3 separate regions of the Homo sapiens genome follow, and all the other regions are linked to region 1. A link is a contact called in ENCODE Hi-C or POLR2A ChIA-PET data. All regions are on one chromosome and are shown on one strand. Each heading gives the region's core, a stretch centred on a gene start or an enhancer-like site at or near the end of the contact. The rest is flanking DNA. Distances are from core to core; before and after follow the strand shown. Region 1 has its middle 36 kb from the start of MIR4261. Region 2 has its middle 22 kb from the start of RRM2. Region 3 overlaps HPCAL1 (hippocalcin like 1).

Region 1 (3,369 bases), core at 391-2,890:
CATTTGCCTTCAGTTGGCTGAAGCTCACTCACACCGAGCTGTTAGGAGGATGGAAAGTGCCCCTGGAGGCCAGGTGTGGAGGCTCACACTGTAATCCCAGCACTCTGGGAGGCTGAGGCAGGCAGATTGCTTGAGCCCAAAAGTTCTAGACCAGCCTTGGCAACATAGTGATACCTCATCTCTACAAAACAGCAAAAAAATTAGCTGGGTGTGGTGGCATACTCCTGTAGTCCCAGCTACTCAGGAGGCTGAGGTGGGAGGATCCCTTGAGCCTGGGAGGTTGAGGCTACAGTGAGCCAAGATTGATCCACTGCACTCCAGCCTGGGCGACACAGCAAGATCTAGTCTAAAAAAAAAAATGGAGGGGGTGGGGAGTGTACCTGGAAAGACAAGGAAATGGATATCTCGGGAAGAGCTTGCAGCTTCTCCTACAGGGAGGGTTCATCCGCTCTGTGGGTGAATAAGAGGCTCAGGCTGCTAACGGACTAGATCAGGATTTGGACTCAGGACTCTCTGGGCCCAAGTCCCACTCACTTCCCTTCTCTTCATGCTGCCTGAATTGGTAATCGGGACAGGATACCAAATGACCTTTCTTCTGGTGGCGCTTACAGTCCCTTTCTAGGAACACTCTAAACACTGGAAGAACAATTCCAAATGAAACGGAACAGAATGGGAAGCACTGCAACAGTGAGGGCCCAGGCCCCATGGCCAGGCGAGTCAGTGGGTGCTGCAGGGAAGAGGGATGGGGCACAGCTCCCAGGTGGGGCACAGCAGAACACCTAGCTGGGCTCCAGCAATGGCCCTGGCCAGGGCCTGGACGTGGAAATGAGGGTCAGCCCTGTGGCTGTTGACAATGTAGACCTTTCTGGGAGTAAACTGGGGGAAGGGAGCTACAGGAGCATCGTGACTGCTGTTGGTGGCTGGACCTCAGTTTCCCCAGCAAGGCCCCACTTGAATCAGATCATTCAGAAGAGGATGATGAAGTTGGCTCCATTCAGCTTTTGAGGCTGCTGCCAACAAAAAGAGTGAAGACATCCTGAAACGGTGGGTTCCTGGTTTGCTCCACCCCAATCCTCCAGCCCCTGACCCCCTGTGGAGCCCCCCACCCTCCCCCTGTTCACGCTTCTCCTCAGGCCCGGAGGCCCAGTCTCGGAGCTTCTTTGCAGAGCCATCTGAGACAGGGCACCTAGAGCCCGTACGTCAGTGGCAGCCCGGCCCAGCTCCCCTACCTGGGGCCTTGGGCTCAGCTCCTCCCTTCTGAGTCTGTGTGTTTAAAAGAAAAAAGGCCATGGTTTCAGCCTGGGCAGTCTGAGGGGGCAGCATTGACGAGGCCTTGCCATCTCTCAGCAAAACACCCGCATTTAAACCTGGAGACAGATGCTCCGGGTGGGGCAGGGACTCGCCCCAGGTCGCCAAGCACCTTAATAAACACGGTGTATTTGTGCTTCCCAGGAAAGGTGTGCTTGGCCGCCCCTCCCTGATATCAGAGCTTTCATGGTGCTTTTTATTGACCAAGAAGATAAAGAGCTCAGTTAAATAACTGGGTAAATAACTGGCCTCGGACCAGGTGCTGGTCTGGGACATAGATCAGCCTTTTTCAATGAAGGAGAAGTCTTGCCCTATTCCCAGACAGCCCCCAGCCCTGCTTTGGGCAGTGAGCAGTGGCGCCTGGGAGGGAGTTGGCTGATCAATCGTGTCTCCTGGGGCAGACATCTCTACACAGGAGCCGCTCGCCTTGCTCTCAACCTTGGCTGTGCATTGAAATCACCAGGGGAATTTAAAATGCCAGTGCACCCGCCTCACTCCCAGGGACTTCGATTTGATTAGCTTGTGGTGCGGCCCAGGCACTTGACATAAAGGCCTCCCAGACATTGCAGCGTGAGCCAGGGCTGAACCCCCCTCACTAAGTGGGGTCAGACACTGTGTGGGATGGTTCCCATTTCAGTGGTGTAAAGATTCCCGCCAAGCAACCACATTTTAACAACCAGCTTCCACCATTCCTCCCATGGAATTCCAGGCTCTCGGGAGCCATGGAGCTGGCTCTAACTGTCCATCATCCATGAGGCACCTGGGCACGACCTCTCCTAGTTGGAACAGAACAGAACAAGAAGGAAGCTTCCAGGCTGTCAAAACAAAAAGTCTCAAAGCCTGTGCCCCACAGCTGAGATCTGATTTTAAATGACCTTTTGGAAGAGGAGACAGAAAAGAAACGCTTTCCTGCAAATGAAAGATGAGGGGACAAACCACAGTATGGGGTCATTCAATTAAGGGGCAAGAAGTACTCAGCTCCAAGGAAAAGGACGGGCTTCCTGCAGCCAGCGACGTTCCAGGCAGTGACTCAGAGCGAGGGACTCTAAGAAGGCAGCTCTGGCCGGGCACGGTGGCTCACGCCTGTAATCCCAGCACTTTGGGAGGCCGAGGCAGGCGGATCACCAGGTCAGGAGATCGAGACTATCCTGGCTAACATGGTGAAACCCCATCTCTACTAAAAATACAAAAAATTAGCCAGGCATGGTGGCGGGTGCCTGTAGTCCCACCTACTCGGGAGGCTGAGGCAGGAGAATGGTGTGAACCCCGGGAGGCGGAGCTGGCAGTGAGCCAAGATTTCGTGCACTCTAGTTTGGGCAACAGAGCGAGACTCCGTCTCAAAAAAAAAAAAAAAAAATAGAAGGCAGCTCTAAGGGGAGGGATCCTAGGAGACAAAAGAATGAATCCTGGACTACACTAAGTGCCTCTGTTCTCACAGGCTAGCAGGGGCGTGGAGACAGATTCCCGGCCTGTATGAGCCTTGCCTTCAGCATCTTCCCTCCCCCATAGACAGGCAAGCAGCTCTCGATGGGTTTTCTATTGAAATCCGTGGCCTTGACTGGCCAGAGGTCTCTGTCCTGCAGGCAGGAGGAAGCGTACAGGGGCTGCCTGGGGTTGGGCCATGCTGTTAGGAACCTTGACCTTGGAGTCCTGCTCCAACCCTGTGAAAGGGGAGTCCAGGGCCAGGGAATGTGCCTCTGGGATCAAGTTTTTGCTGGTGGGGAACAAAAGGAGAACAATATCTGTGGGGTGAGTTTTTTCTAAAGCAAATATGTCCACTGTGAATAACTGACCTTTGCACTCAGATGTATAACTACATCCATTTTTTTAAGTGATAAGATCTCACTCTGTTGCCCAGTCTGGAGTGCAGTGGCATAATGGCACGATCACAGCTCATGCTCAAGCAATCCTCCCGCCTCAGCCTCCAGAGTAGACGGGACTGTAGAAGCATGCTACTACGCCCGGCTACTTTTTTAAATTTTTAGTAGAGACAGGGTCTTTCTATATTGCCCTGGCTGGTCTCAAGCTCCTGGGCTCAAGCAATCCTCCTGCCTTGGCCTC
Region 2 (3,552 bases), core at 805-3,304, 84 kb after region 1:
CCAGAAGGCAACCTGTCCGTGCAACGGCTGAATGGATGGACCAGCAGGTGGCAGGTGGGGACAGAGGGGAGACACAGGGCCACTTACACCCCTTCCCTATTCCGCAGAGCAGAGGCGCCCCACCCTAGCTGCACATGAGAATTACCAGGGAGCTTTAAAAATACCAGGGTCTCTAAGTCCCTTCTCCATACACTCTGATTGAATCAGTTCGTGTCTTTCCACATTGGTCATCTGGTTCCAAAAAGCAAGGTGCACTGGGGAAAGAGGCAGCCCAGGGCATGGAAAAGAGAGGGGGCTCTGGAGCCATCGTTTGGAGTTTAAGCCCTGTCTCTGCCTCTCACTGGCTGTGTGATCTCAGGCTGGCACCTTAACCTCCCTGAGCCTCAAGGTCGCCATCCGTAAGATATGCTTCCCTCCCAGAAGGGGCTAGGGATGGGTGATTGTACATGTAAACCCTTCTGCTGGTGCAGGGTGCCCAGGATGAGTGTGAGAAGGAGGGCTGCCATGGTTCCCCTGCAGCCACCTCTGACTCTCGGCAGGTAGGCTAGGCTCCAGGACCACCTGCCCCCTCTGGGGAGTGCAGATGTGAGCGAGACCCAGGGGGTGGGGGCAGCCTTGGATCCACAGTCCCAGCTTCGGAGGCTATTCTGGTTCCAATTCAGAATCCCTGGCTCCTGGCTCAATGGGCTTTGTCCCAGAGATGTAATTTCTATTTTGATTCCATGTGACATTTAATGAAATGGCTTTCAGACACCACACAGTGACGGAGTTATGAAACCACAGCTTCTGGATCCTCAACACGCCTCACGATGACAGGACCCCTCTTGCTGCTTAGGGAGCTGCCCCAAGTCTCTTGAGGCCTGGGGCCCAGGACCACTGAGGTGGGGTCTTCACTGCGGAGTCCCTGGGGTCTGCCCCAGGCCCACTGTCTGGCACCCACGTCTCATCCTAGCTGGACTCACAGCAGCCTCTGCCTGGGTTCCCGCCTCAGTCTCCCTCTTGCCAATCCAGTGTTGTTCTAACTGCAGATCAAAAATATTCAGGGAGAGAGGAAGCCAATGTAGAGGATTGCAAACAGCATTGTTCATAGAACAAATGAGCCAGAATAGAAGCAGAACAGAACACGCCAGAACGAGCTGCACATGGCAAGGGCGACTGCAGCTCACAAGCCTGGGCTGCGAGTGTGCACACTAGGTCTCTATGTATGGGAATTTGAGAAAGTTTGAATGACGTGGCTCTAACTCACCACCGTGCCACTCCCCAGTTACAACTTTCGGGATGGACTTCAGACCCCTCAGCACAGCACTAAAAACCCCTCCAGACCTGGCCCCTGTCTACCCACCCACCTGGCCCACAGCCAACTCCAACCACACTGAGCCACTGGGTACTGCAAACTCTGCCAGGAGCTCCCATACCTGCCTGGAATGCAAGAGCCTCCCTCCTCTCTCCAGGCCTCCTTCCCTCCCTCCTTTCCCTCCCGCAGCTTCCACTCTCCCACAGACTCCTACAGATCCCTTACCCTTCAAGGGAAAGGCCACCTCCTCTTTGGTGTCTCCCTGATTCCCCAGCAGCCTTGGGGGCTCCCGGCCCGGTGCTCATGCTACATGGTGTACACTTTGCATAACACGGTCACCCCCACCAGCCAGTGGGGTCATTGTTTTCATGCCTCCCCGCCCTTCCCCCAGTGGGCAGCTAGGACTTCCCTCGAGGGGCTGGCTGAGCTCCTTGGTGCTCAATGTCGTACCATTTACTGACGGCAAGTGCAGGCTGACACCGGGGCCTCTCCCAGGTGACCCTCTCCACATGCTGACCCTCCCTGGGTAAAGACAACCTCCTAGATTCTATAGAAGCAAAGATATAAATATCTCCGGAGCCCTTCCGTTCAAAAGGAAGTAGAAGCCCTACAATTTCTCAACAACTTGGCTATTAAAAATAGGAATTCCACCTACACACCAGAACAGTTTGTTGCGGATCATGGAAGGGCCAGAATCGTGAGGTCACATGTGTTTGGGACTGAGAAAGCTGCTGGACCCAAAAGCTGAGCACTGTAAGAAGGCAGGCAGCTGTCTGCAGCTGGTGCTACAGCCCCGAGGCCCCAGAAATCTCTAGAACCACAGGGATGCCGAATGGTACTCTGCCAAGAGTTTTATAAAACTCACTTCCCCACCACATCATGTGAACATCTGCACAGCACAGGTTCCAAAGGAAATTGAAAAAGAAATAAATCGTGCATTAGCAAGCGTATCTGAGACCTCGTCTCTGACCTTGGAAGAGTGTGAGGAGATGCCTCAGACGCCGGCTCCTGCTGCCACCTCCTCCCACTCCCCGTCCTCAAAACAGAGCCCCAGACCCGGCCCAGAGTTGGGGTCCCCTGAGGATTCAGTCTTCCACATTCATTTCCTGGCCCTCAAGGCCTGAAGCTCCATCCTTCCGCTACCCCCTTGGGTTACAGGAGAGTCCCCAACAGGCGCTGTGCGTGAATAGTGATGGCAGAGCGGACATGCATTCTGTCAGATCCACAGCCACTCCAGAGACAGCCTTGGTGGAGACGGGAGAGGAGGAAGGGGAAGAAAGTGGGCAGAGGGGCCGGGTGTGGTGGCTCACGCCTGTAATCCCAGCACTTTGGGAGGCCAAGGCGGGCGGATCACAAGATCAAGGGATCGAGACCATCCTGGCCAACATGGTGAAACCCCGTCTCTACTACAAATACAAAAATTAGCTGGACACGGTGGTGCACACCTGTAGTCCCAGCTACTCGAGAGGCTGAGGCAGGAGAATTGCTTGAACCCAGGAGGCGGAGGTTGCAGTGAGCCAAGATCGTACCACTGTACCACCTGGCGACAGAGCAAGACTCCGTCTCAAAGAAAAAAAAAAATTGTGCAGAGGTAGCGAGCCCCACTGATGACTCCCACTCTGGGGGCCAGGGACTCCAGTCATGATCTCAACCAGGCCCCCCCAGTGCAACCTGCACGTTACCGTGTCAGACACAGCAGCTTCCCCTGCGGGTCACTCACTCGCTCATTCATTCAACAACACTGAGAGTGCCTGGCCAGGTGCTGGCTGAGCACACCGGAGGACACGGACCCCATCCCTGCCCTCAGGGCACTCAGCTGGAACAAGGCATCAGAAAAGTGTACGATTCTGTGCACTTTGGATAGTATGAAAAAGCGAAGTGGTAAACACTTGGGGCCATGAGGGCTCTGAGGAGGCCCCTAATCTGGCCTCACTGGGTCTGAGGAGGTTCCCAGGGAAAGTGACCTGTAAGTTGAGACCTGAAAGATCAGGAGCGGGTGGGTGGGGACAAAGTCCAGGCTAAGGGAACAGCCTGTGTGAAGGCAGGAGGCTAGAGGATGTGGTGTTTAAGAAGCTCAGGCTCAGGCCAGGCATGGTGGCTCACGCCTGTAATCCCGGCCCTTTGGGAGGCCAAGGCAGGCAGATCACGAGGTCAGGAGATCAAGACCATCCTGGCTAACACGGTGAAACTCTGTCTCTACTAAAAATACAAAAAATTAGCCAGGCGAGGTGGTGGGCGCCTGTAGTCCCAGCTACACG
Region 3 (3,604 bases), core at 67-2,566, 98 kb before region 1:
CAGTGTCCTCCTCTGTAAAATGAGATCCTGGCCATCACCTTCCTATTGCAGAGAGTTCCTGGGGATACAAAGGAGACCACACACAGAACCAAGTGCCACAGGCATGTGCCACTGTCCCCCTTGGCTGTCTTTCCGCATCACATAGGGCCAGGCCATTCCCACAGCTGAGCTACATGAACAGCTACACCATGAACAGCTTGTGGACAGAAATGACCTCAACTTAAGTCTTTTACACTTACTAAATCTAATGCGCCTTTATACATGAAGCTTCTGATATATCAGTCAGGAAATGAAAGTTATGGATCCGGGGCTAACCATAAATCACCCACTTATGAATGTATATGCAGTAAGTCATTAATGTTACCACTGTCTGCAGAAAGTGCTACACAGAGAATTCAGTCCCCTACAGTTTGGCTCTAAATAACTCCACTCTCTGCTGGAATAAGCCAAGGCTCTTGGCCAAAATTAAGTCCTGGCTGAAGGTAAGAGTACTTATACCCACAGATGACTATGGAAAATTGGTTCCCAACCTAGTCTTAAAATAAATACCAAATCAGAAAAAAAAAGCCATTGATCCCCATGTTAACAAAATAAAGGAACTAACACAAATGCAGTTAGTTGAATATATACTACGCTCTATAAAGTATGATATAATATACTTTAGGATATAATAGCTCATATAATCCTGACAATAGCCTTACCAGGTCAGTATGATTTGCATGTCAGGAAACTGAGGCTCCAAGAAGTTAACTGACTTGCCTGGGGCTCACAGGGCCAGGAAGCAAAGAACCAGAGTCTAATCCCCCACCTGACGCTAGCCACTCGGCAGGGGGCTCAAAAGAAGTCACTGGTATGATCCTTCCTGCAGGCCATCCATAACAGCTACCTAGAGAGTTACTTTACACATTCTGGATGACAGAACTACTACCTACAAAATGCATGTTTTGAAATTCTGTTTAACACGATCTGGAGCAATGCAAACAAGGCAAAGTTCTCCCACTCTTAGCTGTGGCTGCAAATCCCAGGAGTTGGGGGAAGGTGAAGCTGGATTCCCAGTAGCATCAGAGACCTCCCCACAGGCTCACTTCCTTAGGAGATGCTGCAGTGAAGAGGCACTTGTACTCCCCGCTAAAATGTAGGACCCACAGAAGAAAGTCAGGGTCACTTCAACATGCTCTGGCCACCTGGGAGAAGGAGTTCACTCTGGTTGGGTGACGAAGGGCTTCCGAGGAGCCGACACCCAGAGCTGAGCCAAAGGGACAACCGAGACAAAGAGCCGGGGCATGTGGGGCACAGCAGGGGCCCAGCTCAGCCAAATCTAGGGAGAGTGGAGGACAAGCGGCTGCCATGGCCAGCTGCCAAACGGGAGCCTCGGCATCTGTCAGCGAGCACCAGCCAACTTTCAAATGCACAGGGAGGGAGAAGGGGGCACTCTCAGATTCTGCCCAAAGGGACCAGTCACACCCACACCCTGTGCTCATGAACGCTGCTGAGGAGGAGCTTGAGGACCAGGGGCGCTGGACAGAAATCCCTCCTCATGCAAGGGGCTCAGCAGGTCTCCAGCCAGCTGAACACCTCCTCTCCTTTGATTCCCACCTTAACCCAGTCTGCTGGCTGGTGCAGGGCAGCCTCACCTACCTTCACAGCTGAGAACAAGGGGCTCATGGCACGGAAGCGGAAGGCAGGCAGGCCAGCACGCACCCCAGGCGGCCAATTCCCCCCACAAGTCTCCAGCCAACACTGCCTGCCCCCACCTCACCTCCAAGGAGCAGCCAGCCAAGGTTCTGAAGCAGGCCCAGCCACAGGGCTCCTGCCATCTGCTTTAGAACCTGTGATGCCAGCCTCCTTCAAACACACTGAAGCCACCTCCCGCCTTCTGTCACCTCACTGGGGCTGACTGGGCAATATCTGCCTGTAGCCCCTTGGCCAGGGACCCCTTGAGGCAGGGAGATCTCCCATCTGCCCTTATTTTGAGAAGAAACCCTAAGAGAACATGGCTAAGTTAACGAACGTTTACCACCCACCCCTCTTCCTTCTGGGTTGATTCTGTCTGGGATGCCTTTGTTCACCAAGCACCTAACAGGCATGAGTACCCTGAGATGGTGTCGAACCCAGAGAGGATGACGGACAGGCCTGACGAACACCATCCTTGAATCTCATGGCCCTCTGCAGCCTCGTGGGCCTCACTTCCAAGCAAACACTCCATGACTGTTCAGTGGCTTAAATGTTAACCCAACAGCCTATTTCCTGCATAGAGTTTTTAAATCCCCAACTGCTTCCTCATTTCCCAACAACTTTCCCCCAACACAGTGGAAAAAGGCCAGCGGCTCCCATGCAGCAAGGAAATGGCCATGGTGCCCAACAGAGGTGCTAATTGGCCGCAGCTGGGCCTGGGACCAGCAGGACCGAGGTGCAAAGACACCTGCAGCAGGTGCTCCCGGGCTTCTCCCAGCCAGGAAGGCAGATGTTTAAGATGAAGCACCTGCAGCTGTGGCTTGTGACGTCTTAAAGCCATGACTGCATTAGCAGTTCCCTCTGCAGGGATGCCCTGAAATAAATATCAAGGCAGCTCTGGCCCGGTGTGGGGAAGCAGGGAAACCGCCCTCCAGGGCCTGCTTAGCAGGATGCTGGCGAGGAAGGTTGCTGGAAACCTGCTCTGAGCAGGCCTCTGCAGAAGCAGGCAGTGGGGACAAGCAGAGAGGCACAGGGAGAACAGTGCCACCCTGGCCTGGCACTGGGGACCCCCACCAACGCTGGCACTGCCGCCTTGGAGCCCTGAGACTAGGGACAAATCACCCTCTGAGTCCCGGTGTTCTCGTCTGTAAAATAATGATAGCCTCAGAGGCTGGGGCTGAAAAATAAGTAAACTTAAATGGGGATGTGGGAGAGCACACCTGTGAACTGAAAACCCTGCAAAAATGTAATTACGATGTCGGGAGGATCGCCTGAGCCCAGGGGGCCAAGGCTGCAGTGAGCTATGACGGCACCAGTGTGCTCCGACGGCACCAGTGTGCTCCAGCCTGGGCCACAGAGCGAGACCCTCTCTCTAAAATCAAAAACCAACTAAAACAGCAACCCGGCTGGGCACAGTGGCTCACGCCTGTAATCCCAACAGTTTGGGAGGCCAAGGTGGGTGGATCACTTGAGGTCAGGAGTTCAACACCAGCCTGGCCAACATGGAGAAACCCTGTCTCTACTAAAAATACAAAAAAAAAAAAAAAATTGCTGGGCGTGGTGGTGCAGGCCTGCAATCCCAGCTACTCGGGAGGCTGAGGCAGGAGAATCACTTGAACCTGGGAGGTGGAGATTGCAGTGAGCCAAGATCATGCCACTGCACTCCAGCCTGGGTGACAGAGCGAGACTCTGTCTCAAAAAAAAAAAAAAAAAAAAAAAACACAAAAACCAGCAAACCCAATATTGCAAACAAAATGTAAAAACCAATAACAACCCCACCCCCAACACAAAGCAAAGCAAACACCCCCTCCCCCAGCAGGTATTCACTAGCCACTAGCCAAGAGGACCCAAGAACTCCCAGTTTCACCAAAGGTCTGCTAGAACCGGTAAGGCAGGACCAGGGGTGGTTTCCTATCATTTGCATTTCCCC

Evidence for each region. Hi-C counts contacts between places; a loop is a spot of excess contacts on that map. ChIA-PET counts read pairs that join two places held with the same protein, here RNA polymerase II (POLR2A). Pooled maps may share reads with other maps.
Region 2: a loop to region 1 is called in a map of naive thymus-derived CD4-positive, alpha-beta T cell, with 2.2 times the contacts of the local background. The contact joins two enhancer-like sites. A Hi-C loop is called at or near these places in 1 of 168 maps with a recorded cell type or tissue (naive thymus-derived CD4-positive, alpha-beta T cell). POLR2A ChIA-PET finds 5 or more read pairs at or near these places in 4 of 52 experiments (AG04450, GM12878, IMR-90 and 1 more).
Region 3: a loop to region 1 is called in a map of HepG2, with 2.4 times the contacts of the local background. The contact joins two enhancer-like sites. A Hi-C loop is called at or near these places in 2 of 168 maps with a recorded cell type or tissue (HepG2 and heart right ventricle) and 1 of 50 pooled maps. POLR2A ChIA-PET finds 5 or more read pairs at or near these places in 2 of 52 experiments (HEK293 and activated CD4-positive, alpha-beta T cell).

Annotation. Positions count from the first base shown.
Region 1 is chr2:10,227,061-10,230,429 of GRCh38, reverse strand. No RefSeq gene overlaps it. Among named protein-coding and RNA genes, the nearest start is that of MIR4261, 36 kb to the right of the region's middle. Within about 2 kb of position 1,640, at least 3 of the 41 ENCODE cell types and tissues checked have a DNase peak (open chromatin) inside an H3K27ac peak, as active enhancers do.
Region 2 is chr2:10,142,998-10,146,549 of GRCh38, reverse strand. It overlaps a transcript of RRM2 not described here. Among named protein-coding and RNA genes, the nearest start is that of RRM2, 22 kb to the right of the region's middle. RefSeq lists an enhancer at 3,220-3,552. Within about 2 kb of position 2,054, at least 6 of the 41 ENCODE cell types and tissues checked have a DNase peak (open chromatin) inside an H3K27ac peak, as active enhancers do.
Region 3 is chr2:10,324,607-10,328,210 of GRCh38, reverse strand. All of the region lies in intron 1 of HPCAL1 (hippocalcin like 1), which reads right to left. Among named protein-coding and RNA genes, the nearest start is that of HPCAL1, 24 kb to the right of the region's middle. Within about 2 kb of position 1,316, at least 8 of the 41 ENCODE cell types and tissues checked have a DNase peak (open chromatin) inside an H3K27ac peak, as active enhancers do.